Regions from separate parts of the Homo sapiens genome. Here region 2 is linked to region 1. A link is a loop called in an ENCODE intact Hi-C map of the cell type or tissue named here. Cell type or tissue: PC-3. All regions are shown on one strand. Each heading gives the region's core, and the rest is flanking DNA. Links, peaks and the distances in the headings are about the cores only. Region 1 overlaps MAN2A1 (mannosidase alpha class 2A member 1). Region 2 has its middle 5.9 kb from the start of LINC01848.

Region 1 (5,387 bases), core at 331-5,330:
TGAGGAAACTTTCCACTCAATGGGTGCCAAAACCATTGCGTCCAGATCAGCTGCAGACAAGAGCAGGGCTTTCAATGGAAATTTTAAATAAGTGGGATCAAGATCCTGAAACATTTCTTTGAAGAATTGTAACAGGAGATGGAATACAGCTTTACCAGTATGATTCTGAAGACAAAGTACAATCAAAACAATGGCTACCAAGAGGTGGAAATGGTCCAATCAAAGCAAAAGAAGACTGGCCAAGAGTAAAAGTCATGGCAACAGCTTTTTGGGATGCTCAAGGCATTTGGTGTGTTGACTTTCTGGAGGCCCAAAGAACAGTAATATCTGCTTGTTATGAGAATGTTTTGAGAACATTAGCCAAAGCCTTAGCAGAAAAACACCCAGGAAAGTTTCATCAGAGTTCTTCTCCACCATAATGCTCCTGCTCATTCCTCTCATTAAACAAGGGCAATTTTGTGACAGTTTGAATGGAAAATCATTAGGCAGTCACTTACAGTGCTAATTTGGCTCCTCCTGACTTCTTTTTGTTTCCTAATCTTAAAAAAATATTTAATGGGCACTCATTTTACTTAATAATATAAGTAGACTGAAATGACATGGTTAAATTTCCAGGACCCTCTGTTCCTTAGGGATGGACTGAGTAGCTGGATTCATTGCTTACAAAAGCGTCATGAACTTGATGAAGCTTATGTTGAGAAATAGTTTATATTTTTAATTTTTATCTTTTAATTCCATTTGTCCACAAACTTTTTGAAGTCCCCTAATATGTTTAACTAGATGAAGCTCATTTTGATTCTCTAAAAGCCAAGAGTCAGGTTATAAATCCACTTATGTTTATATATTCAAAATTGCTCAGAGAAAAACTAAGCAACTCTGTTCGATTGCTAAATATGCAAGAAAATCAGTCATTTCAGTCAAAGGAAAGTCTTTCCTTCCATACTTTTTGATGTCAGTTCATTACATTTTACCTCCAGGCTGCTTGTTTTCTTTGAGTAAGATCCATTACATATAATACTTTATAATATGTTGGTGGAAAACAGGGCAGAAGTATTGCATTTAAGATGTTTCCCCTAAGGGTTAAAACATGGTTTACACACACATACATACTAACTCGCTAACAAACACCTGCCTAGGAGAACACAGTCCTTGCGCCAATGAAATGTACACGACATACTCGTTACCCACAGTGACCTAATTCTTCAAAGTAGCTGTTGATATCAGAAACTAGGACACTAAAGTCCAATAATTACAGCTCTGAAGACAAATAAGGCCACAGTTAACAATGTCACTTATTGGTATTATATTATTGCAAGGTATGTACTTTCCTTGTAGGTGCAGTATTAAATAAAACACAAGAGGATACAGGAGCTTCTGTTTGTATTATATTCTATCTTCTAATTACAGATTAACCAAAAAAGCTAAAGTAGCAGCCTATATGGTAATGTTTAAAGCTTCAATTAAATGAAAGATGATTATACTGCAAGAAAAATTAATTCCCACCTCCCTCAACTTTTCCCCCAGAAGAGTGTTATTTTCTACAAATGAAATAAATTGCATTTCATTAAATTATGGGTGCTATAAAATGGATTTATTAAACCTGACATGGGCAAAACAATATATTTCATTAGAAATTTTTTTTCTTTTTTTCTTTTTTTTTTTTTTGAGACAGAGTCTCGCTCTGTTGCCCAGGTTGGAGTACAGTGGCGCTATTTCGGCTCATTGCAACCTCCGCCTCCTGCGTTGAAGCGATTCTCCTGCCTCAGTCTCCCGAATAGCTGGGATTACAGGCACGTGCCACCAAACCCAGCTAACTTTTTGTATTTTTAGTAGAGACGGGGTTTCTTTCACCTTGTTAGCCAGGATGGTCTTGATCTCCTGACCTTGTGATCCGCCTGCCTTGGCCTCCCAAAGTGCTGGAATTACAGGTGTGAGCCACCGTGCCACGCCTTCATTAGAAATTCTGAACTGCTCTGATCTTGTAGAGCTTTTAAGGCTAGTGAGCACAAGATTTCTTCTAATTTAGTATTTTTAGAAACCTTTTGAATGCGATGTCTGAACGATAATGAAAAGGAAAACAGAGTGTTCTTTTATTAGTTTAAAAGATGTTAAGAAAGAGAGAGCCCTTCAACTGCACTTCTGATCATTTTCAGAATCTGGAGAGAATGCAGATAGAGAAACAAAAGTTAAATACCAAACCAAAAACAAAAGTAGGTTGAACTATACGGCCTCTCAACTCTGTTTCAAAATCATTAAGGACCAAAAAGTTTATATAATTTTGGAAATGTTGCTTGTCGTTCTTGATTTTGTTTTCTCCTGAAGCTTAATTTGGGCAATAGTTACTTTGGGGAGAAAAGGGTCAAAGAACAACTAAAGTAGAGACTGAGAAATGTAAGAATATTTTGTCAGGTATGCGTTAGTTTAGTTTTTAAATTGGATTTGTAAGGTTTAACAAAAATAGACACCCAACAAAGACAATCTTTAATACTAACTCATTTTCTGTTTCTTTATTCCTTGTTGCTGAGATTACAAAATCTTTTGTATAATTAACTGGTTTAGTAACCTAATACAATTACAGTATGTAATCATAAAACATTAATAGTCTCTCTCCCCAAACCCTCATTTCTTCCTGGATTGAAAATCTGGTACTAACAACAAATAGGCTCTATTCATTAATACTCATGCAAATAACTGCATCTGGTTGGTTTAAGGGGGACAAAAGTAGCATATATCCAAAACTAGTTTAGTAAATTAAATTCAAGAATAAATATTTTTTGTTATTTTATGCAATACTAGCTAAAAGCCAATCTACAACAGCATGGAAGTTGGCTGACGTTTCCTTTGCATCTAAAATGAAAAGCCACATTTTGTCTATGCATTTTGATCAATCATCCAGGTGTCTGATTTACAGGAGGCCAAAGTTTAGAATGTTAAACAACTTTCCAGTATTTCTTAATAAGGAAGACTTGGCACTAAATAACAGATCCCTGAAGACTGATCACCCTTTCAGGCAGCGTGAACGCTGATAGAGCCAAATACCCTGAAGACTTCGTATATCTATCATGGGCCTTGATTAGTGATTTCATTAAAACCACAATCAGCCAGGATTGAGACAACCCGAGTGTTCAGGCAATGGTATGTGAAAAACAGGAGAGACAGGTGAGTCATGAAGATTACTAAGGAAAGACTCTCTCCACAACCGGGCTTATCTTTTCCCAGAGGGAGATTTGTTAAGAGGAGCTCAAATACAAACACGGGAAGGTATATAGTTTGGAAGAAAGCATTTCAGGTGATTCTGGTATCTCTATTTCCTACCAACTGCTTTCATGTTGAAAAAAAAAATGATCCGGACTAGAATGAAAAAAGATTTACAGGTTACGTCCAGTTTATATATGACGGCTTCTCATTTAATCCAGGCAACTACTGTAAAACTCATCAGTGAGGCGCTCTAAGTTTGCATTACACTTATTTATCCATCATTTATTATTTTTTTCATATGCCCGAGAACACCAAGGAAGAGAAGACAAATAATCTAGAAAGGAAACACATGAAAAAAGAAAATCAAGCCAGGTGCAGTGGCTCATGCCTATAATACCAGCACTTTGGGAAGACAAGGCGGGTGGATTACCTGAGGTCAAGAGTTCGAGACCAGCCTGACCAACATGGCGAAACCCCATCCCTACTAAAAATAGAAAAATTAGCCAGGCGTGGTGGTGTACACCTGTAGTCCCAGCTACCTAGGAAGCTGAGGCAGGAGAATCCTTGAACCAGTGGGGCAGAGGCTGCAGTGAGCCGAGATCGCTCCACTGCACTCCAGCCTGGGCGATAGAGCGAGACTCTGTCAAAAAAAAAAAAAAAAAAAAAAAAAAGGAAGGAAAGAAAGAAAGAAAACTAAAGAATAAAAAAGAGAAAAGAGGCAGAGGCAAGACCAGCAAATAGAAATGGGCTACATTGAGAGCCCCTTTGGAAGGCCAGGAGCCAGTCAAACCTCAGTGGCCCGGGCTCCTGCTTAACACTATTAGCCACTGGACAGTTCACTGCCCAGAGGGAAACAGGAAGAGAGGGGGAAAGGAAAAATGACAAGCATTTAGTTCTGATGAGTGTAGTTTGCTCAAATAAGTAAATAGGCAAGTCAGAGCCTATTAATTTCCAAGTCAAGCACTAAGCTACAGCCACTAGCAGCAGAACAGGGCCATCTAGTCTACACAAACTGCCCTATGATGTGAGAACTAGAGGTCCTGGATAATCCAAGGAAAACCCAGAAGATACAGTGACATAATTAAATAAAAGCAAAAGCAATTATGCAAATATACCTGATTGAGAAGTTGGAATTTTAGGAAGAGTTGCTACAGCATTTCCTCTGAGACATAGCCCATCTCTAAATATAACTGATGAAAAACAATGGTAAATCAAACCTGATGACACAAGTTTGTGCCAAAGTGTGTGCCATGTTGTACTCCAGGAAAAACTTTTCCACTAAAAAACAATAGTTTAAAGCAAACTTAAAAATAGATCAGCATATCTTCTGTGGGGTAATGCTATAAAGTTGAAGATGTAACTTAGAGCTCTCAGGGGTATTAAATAATGGCTTACACAAGAGTACAAACAGATGATCAAAAACAGTTTCTGACTTACCAGAAGTTTTGAGAAACTCAATAGAAGATTATTTCAGAACTACAGGTTTTCCTGTAGGTAGCAAAGTGATCACAGATAACTTCAGAAGTCACATTTAGGACACAAAATTAGTGTCTAGCATTATTTTTCCCACCTGCCAGAGAACTTTTACTTCTTGATTCATCCTATGAATCATGGGTTATTCTGAAAAACCTATCATATTATTACCTAAAGAAGTTGCATGAGAAAGTTTGTCCATACCTGAAATTCTAACAAAAAGCAAATACTAATGAAATTTGAAGTTAATAAAAAAGTTAAATAAAAGCAAAATTAAATTTAACTATGAAATCAGAAAATTGAACTTCTGTGATTTAAGAGATTCCCTGAACATAGTATCCCTTTGCTTTCCCACAATACCTAAAAAGGAAACCGTGCCTACCTATACATTTATCTTTAGTTTGTGAAATCCTTTATTTTTTACCTGTATGAAGATTCAGGGAAATAGTATTTTTTCTTTTCTAATTTGTTCAACTTAGCTAACAGCAAAGATAAATTTAAATGGCATTTTTATGAGGTCTTTTTCTAAGAGTGTTGATAATATGGTAAATACCCTGGTTATTAGGATTAAATCTGTAGTTGGAAAAGCACACCATTCTACAAACAATGAATTCTAAATCAACCAACCTAAATGTGCAAGTCTTTGGAAACCACAGCTCCACTCAGACCCCATGGAATCAGTTCCATTGCCCAGGGTTAAGTTCTCAAAAGGATCA
Region 2 (5,387 bases), core at 334-5,333, 50 kb before region 1:
TAACACATACGATTGTTATATGTAATAAATCATATAATAAGACAAATTACGTTACATGCTTAGGGCAGTACTTTAGCACTTTATAAATGGTAGCATACATATGTATGTATCTCTCTTTATACATATTGTTTACATAAATGAATTATGCTACACATATTGAGCCATAACTCTCATTTAACAAAATATCTTAAGCCATATTTACATGTCTATATGTAAGACTCTACCAATTGCTGCATAATACTCCACATTGTGAATATAAAATAATTTTAATTAAACATAATTAATTAATATTTAAGTTGTTTATGGTTTTAATCTCAATAGAAGCATTGGCAAACTGTCAACAAATGAAGAGATAAGAAATATTTTAGGCTCTGCAGTCCATTCAGTCTCTGTTGCAGTTACTCAAGTCTATTGTTGTAGCATAAAAACAGCCAGAAACAATACATAAACAAATGAGTATGGCTCTGCTCCAATATTTTCTATTTCCAAAACAGGCAGTGGGCTTGATATGGCAATGGGCTGTAGAGTTTGCCAATCCCCAATATAATGTTCTGATTGATACTGCAGTGCTTACATTTTTTTTTTTTACTTCTCCTGTTACTTGCTTTTAAATCGTACACACACACACATACAAACAATGTCTTAGTCTGTTCAGGCTGTGATAGCAAAAGACCAAAGACTGGGTGGCTTAACCAACAGGAATGTATTTCTCACAGTTTGGGAGGCTGAAAGTCTAAGATCAAGGTGCCTACCGATTTGGTGAGTACTCTCTTCCTAGATTGCAGATGGGACTTCTGGGTATGTCCTCACATGGCAGAGAAAGATAGAATGGAGGGAGAGGGAGAAAAAGAAAAAAAAAAATCTGGTGTCTCTTCCTATAAGAGCAATAATTTCATCATGCAAGCCCCAACTCTCATGACCTCATCTCTCCTTAATTACCTTCCAACGATGCGTGTCCAAATACCATCGCATTGAGGGTTAGGACTTCAATACATTAATTTGCTGTGGGGTGGAACACAAACATTCAGTCCATAACACTTTGAATAGAGAAACCAATTTTTAAATTGTAAGTCTTGATAGGCATTATACGATTTTCTACAATTTACACTCCTACAAAGAATGAGAGAAAGCCCAGGTTCCTACCTCTCATCACCTGCAGTTTCTATTGTAACTCATTTGATTCTTTAGTAATCTGATAGGTAAAACATTACATGTCATTTTGATTTGAATATCTTTGTTCACAAGGGTAAAATCTTTTCCTGTGTTTATTGGTGAACTATTATTTCTTCATTTGGGAATTTTCAGTACATATCTTTTTTCAACTTTTCTAGGTTAATATTTTTCTCATTGATTTCTGTCAGTTGTTTAGAGATGCTAACTCTTGCCTATCAAGACTTATCCACATCACACTTTCCCATTGCATCCAGCTTGACCTTTATAATACTCATTATACTCAAAAGTACTTGGTTAATGCAGGCTAGATAGCAAGGTCCATGAGGTCATGATGACTGCTTGTCTTATTCAGGGCTTAATGCCTAACACTGACCGCGGTGTCTGGTGCATATCTGGTGCTCCAAAACTGTTTGCTGAATATAATTAATAAATAGCATATATTTTGCAAATATTTACCACTGTATATTGTTTTGTTTTTCTGTTGACTTTATTATAGCATCTTTGACCACATCATTTTTAATTTTTATAACCAAATTTGTCTATTTTTCTTTGCAGCTCTTAAGTTCATTTTATGCATAGAAAGGCCTTCTCCACTCCCAAGTCATTAAAACACATTTCCTGTATTTTTTCTATTATGTATATATATATTTGCAATTAAATATCTAATCTATAAATTTTTTTCTATCTGTTTAAGGTACATAAACAATTTAATTTTTTCCATATGAAGACTATACTATTTATTGAGTGAGCTACCTCTTTACCACCAATGTGCAATGCAATCTTTATTATATTCTAGGCAGAATAGATGTATAATATACGTGTGTTTCAGCGTGTGGTAGGGTGTATCTCTATTTTTCCTGTTTAAAACTTTTTTCCCCCTATTCTCATGCAAGGACATTTCCAGGTAAATGTGGTTTCAATTTGTCAACTCTCTGTTGAATCAGTCAGTCATTCCCCACAGAGTGAGTAAGCCAGTTAAGCAGGACACTGGATGAGGAAAAATTATCTTTCAATCTGGCTTTGTTCGTTAGCTTTAAGTTGCACAGCTTAAAAAGATTCATAATCTTACCTGTCTGACCTGCTTCACAGAGTCATTGTGAGATTCGAGAGCGCAAATTGATCTGCGTATTTAAAGTGCCCTACAAATTAAAAGTTTCTGAGAAGTGAAAATTATTCATATTCCCTACTATTGACAAGTATCCAGTTATTTCATCCTGAGAAGATGACTCAAATCAACTGGAACTGGATGAGTAACATTCTGTGGTAAATGGAAGCAAATCAATGAAAACATCTTCCTGTTTTTATTCCAAGCAGGTGGAATAAGTAGTCCCGCCAAATGAATCCAATACTAGAGTGGTTCTTGGCTAGTTCTGTGCCTCTGTCATCCTGGCACACCACCTTGTCTATCAGGAGTCAGCACAGTCCCTCAGCCCTTTATTCTCTGGCAAGATCACAGGGAGGTGGGGAAAGCTCTGATGTGCTTCTCCACAGGGGCCGTGGGATGGGTTGGATGAATGTATTCTGGGTACTAGATTTGTTTCCTGAGGCTGTTGTAACAAATTACCACAAACTGGGTAGTTGAAAAAAAGAGAAACTTATTCTCTCACAGTTCTGGATGCCAGACGTTGCAAATCAAGCTATCAGCCAGGCCACATACCCTCTGGAGAATCTAGGGTAGACTCCTCCCTGGCCTCTTCCAGCTTCTGTAGCTGTCAGCATTCCTTACCTCGCGGCCGCATCACTCCCAGCGCTGCCGCCATGGTCATGTTGCCTCCTCTCTGTGTCTTCTCCTATTCTGCCTCCGATAAGGATGTTTGTCATTGGATTTATGGCCCACCTAGATAATCCAGATGATAGCCTGTCACGGTCTTAACTTAATCACATACGCATAAGGCCCTTTTTCCAAGTAAGGCTGCATTCACAGATTTAATGGATTAGGGCATGGAGATATCTTTTCAGGAGCCACCACTCAAGTCGCTACCTGTGCCCTGTATCCTAAGAGGAAGTAAATGTAAACGGGCTCTGTGCTTGCAGTGCTTTACCAACCTGAGACTCAACAGGACACAGTGGAATTAGCCAAATGGGAGCTCACTCTCAAATGATGGGCTTGAAGTTCTGACATTTTGCTATTCCTAAAATATACACATAACTTCTGTCAGATTCAAACTTGACTGAGGTTGTATTTTAAAAAGATATACATTTAATTACTTCCTCTCTGCTCCCACTCCAAATCTTCATACTCTAAATTGAAGAGTCAAGACAGCATCACCAAACTACACATGCTTCCTGCTTCAAACCACCACGACGCATTGTGGAACAAGGCGAAGGTCCCGTCGCCAGACACCTTAGCAAATCCACCCTATGTGGAAGTCATTGCTCAGGCACTTCTTACCAAGCAGTCATTATATTTTCCTAAGCAGTTCTTTCCCTTAATCTTTCAGGGCAAAGATACACCAGGACTGATTTTTAACCACAGATAGCCAAAAACTAAGATTTCTTGAGATCTAAAAACATTTCTCCTCTTAGTACTTCAATTGAAGAGAATCTCCTCTTCTGCAGGTCCCCACACTGATCTGAAGCCAAAGGCATTTATGAGCTGTGGTTGCTGGTTCCCTGGTCAAAACTCAGCTATTTTCATGTAATCCTTTCAAGATTTTTCAGATTACTCTTAAAATGTGGGCTTTAACCACCCCAGATAAAGTTTCAGGTTCTTTTTTTTCAGGTTTATGTTGTTTCTGGGAAAGGAAACCCCGGCATTTACAAAACCAAAACAAAATCAAAGTAAGTTTTGCATTAAACAGATCATTTTTTTCCCATCCCCAAATATCTATCTACCCAAAGATGCCATAAGCACAACATGGAGAAGTCAGACTTCAAAAGGTTACTGGAAAGAGCTGTAAGCGTTGCCATGGAGAACCAGTTAAAATGCATTTTATTTCATCTGCTAAAATAGTTTTTTGCAACCAGAAAAAGTGTTTAGGAAACCTTCTAATTTGGAAAGTTGGCAGTGTGGCTTTAATCAGTAGACCAGGAAAAAGAGTTCTTAGGAGGTATAGTGACTCCTCAAAGGTCCCACAGCTACTTTTGCAGAATTTGAGACTGAAATCCAGATCACCAGATCCCAATCTGGTGTTCTCTCCATTACTGTTGCATCATTTCCATTCTCTTTTGTAATAAAAATACTCCCTGAAGTGACAGCTTTAGGACTTCCATCTGAAGTGGAAGGATAGTGTTAAGAACCCAACCTCTACAGAGAGACAAGATGGCAGCGACTCTTCTGTAAAGGAACATTAGTAAATATGTTCAGCTTTGCAGGCCACACAGTCTCTATCAAAACTACTCAATCTGCCTTTGCAGCCATAAGGCAGCCACAGATCTACATGCGGATGGCAGTCTTTAATCAAAAACACTTCCAGCCAAACTTCCAATAATTTCCCTTCATGAAACTTCTATGAGAAATGAGATTTCTTGCCTTTGTGCTGTTGGTTTCAAGTCACCCTCCTCTCACACACCCAGTTGGTGATACACTTATCCTTCAGGCTCAGCTCTAATTCTCCTACCTCCTTGCCTTCCCTCCTCATCATTCCAGATGGAAGGAAAGTCTCCTTCCTCTGTACTCCCAGAGGATTTGTCATTTGTGCCACTAATGTGACCCTCTTGCTCTCATCTTCTGGCACCTTAACTGCACTGGGATTTATCTCCCTTACTAATAGGAGGGCAGGATTATTAGAATCCCCCTCTCTCAGAGCCTGGCACAACTGCCCTGCTTAAATGATAAATTCAGTTAATGTTCATTGATGGCACAATGCAAAAGTGAAAACCGATTGCCTTCAGGCTCCTCTTAAAGGTACCCCACAAATTCCGTAAGGATGAATTTGCAGATTTTACTTAAGAAAATATATTTTAACCTCAAAGTAATCTTATTACCTGCACTTAGAAAATTCATTTAGGAAGATGAATACGTGAATGAATGACTCACATGATTTTTCTGGAACACTCACTTCCATATAGCTGGTCCGAAATTATTTCAGTCCTGCATATGGCTGAAAAATCCATCCCAAGAAACACAAAGGCTCTGAGTCTCCAGTTCTAGGAGGGAGTTTCAGACCAAACAAAGACCTACCCTCAACTTCAGATCAAGCTTTGAAAGCCAACCGGTGAGGGTTCCATTTTATTTTACTGGTGTTTCACACATCCAGACCCTATAGGTACAT

The links. Hi-C counts contacts between places; a loop is a spot of excess contacts. Peaks named below come from ENCODE experiments on the same cell type or tissue, not always from the same donor. Only the 100,000 strongest peaks of a DNase experiment are listed, where the experiment ranks them.
Region 2: it touches region 1 in a loop (6-fold over the local background); 1 of 110 quality-filtered maps calls a loop at or near these places.

What each region holds. Positions count from the first base shown.
Region 1 is chr5:109,824,383-109,829,769 of GRCh38, reverse strand. All of the region lies in intron 16 of MAN2A1 (mannosidase alpha class 2A member 1), which reads right to left. Among named protein-coding and RNA genes, the nearest start is that of LINC01848, 56 kb to the left of the region's middle. In PC-3, for the core only: no CTCF peak of the experiment used is centred there; DNase peaks (open chromatin) are centred at 3,159 and 4,119; H3K4me3 peaks cover 915 bases; H3K27ac peaks cover 3,103 bases.
Region 2 is chr5:109,874,613-109,879,999 of GRCh38, reverse strand. No RefSeq gene overlaps it. Among named protein-coding and RNA genes, the nearest start is that of LINC01848, 5.9 kb to the left of the region's middle. In PC-3, for the core only: no CTCF peak of the experiment used is centred there; DNase peaks (open chromatin) are centred at 2,129 and 2,479; H3K4me3 peaks cover 1,268 bases; H3K27ac peaks cover 2,252 bases.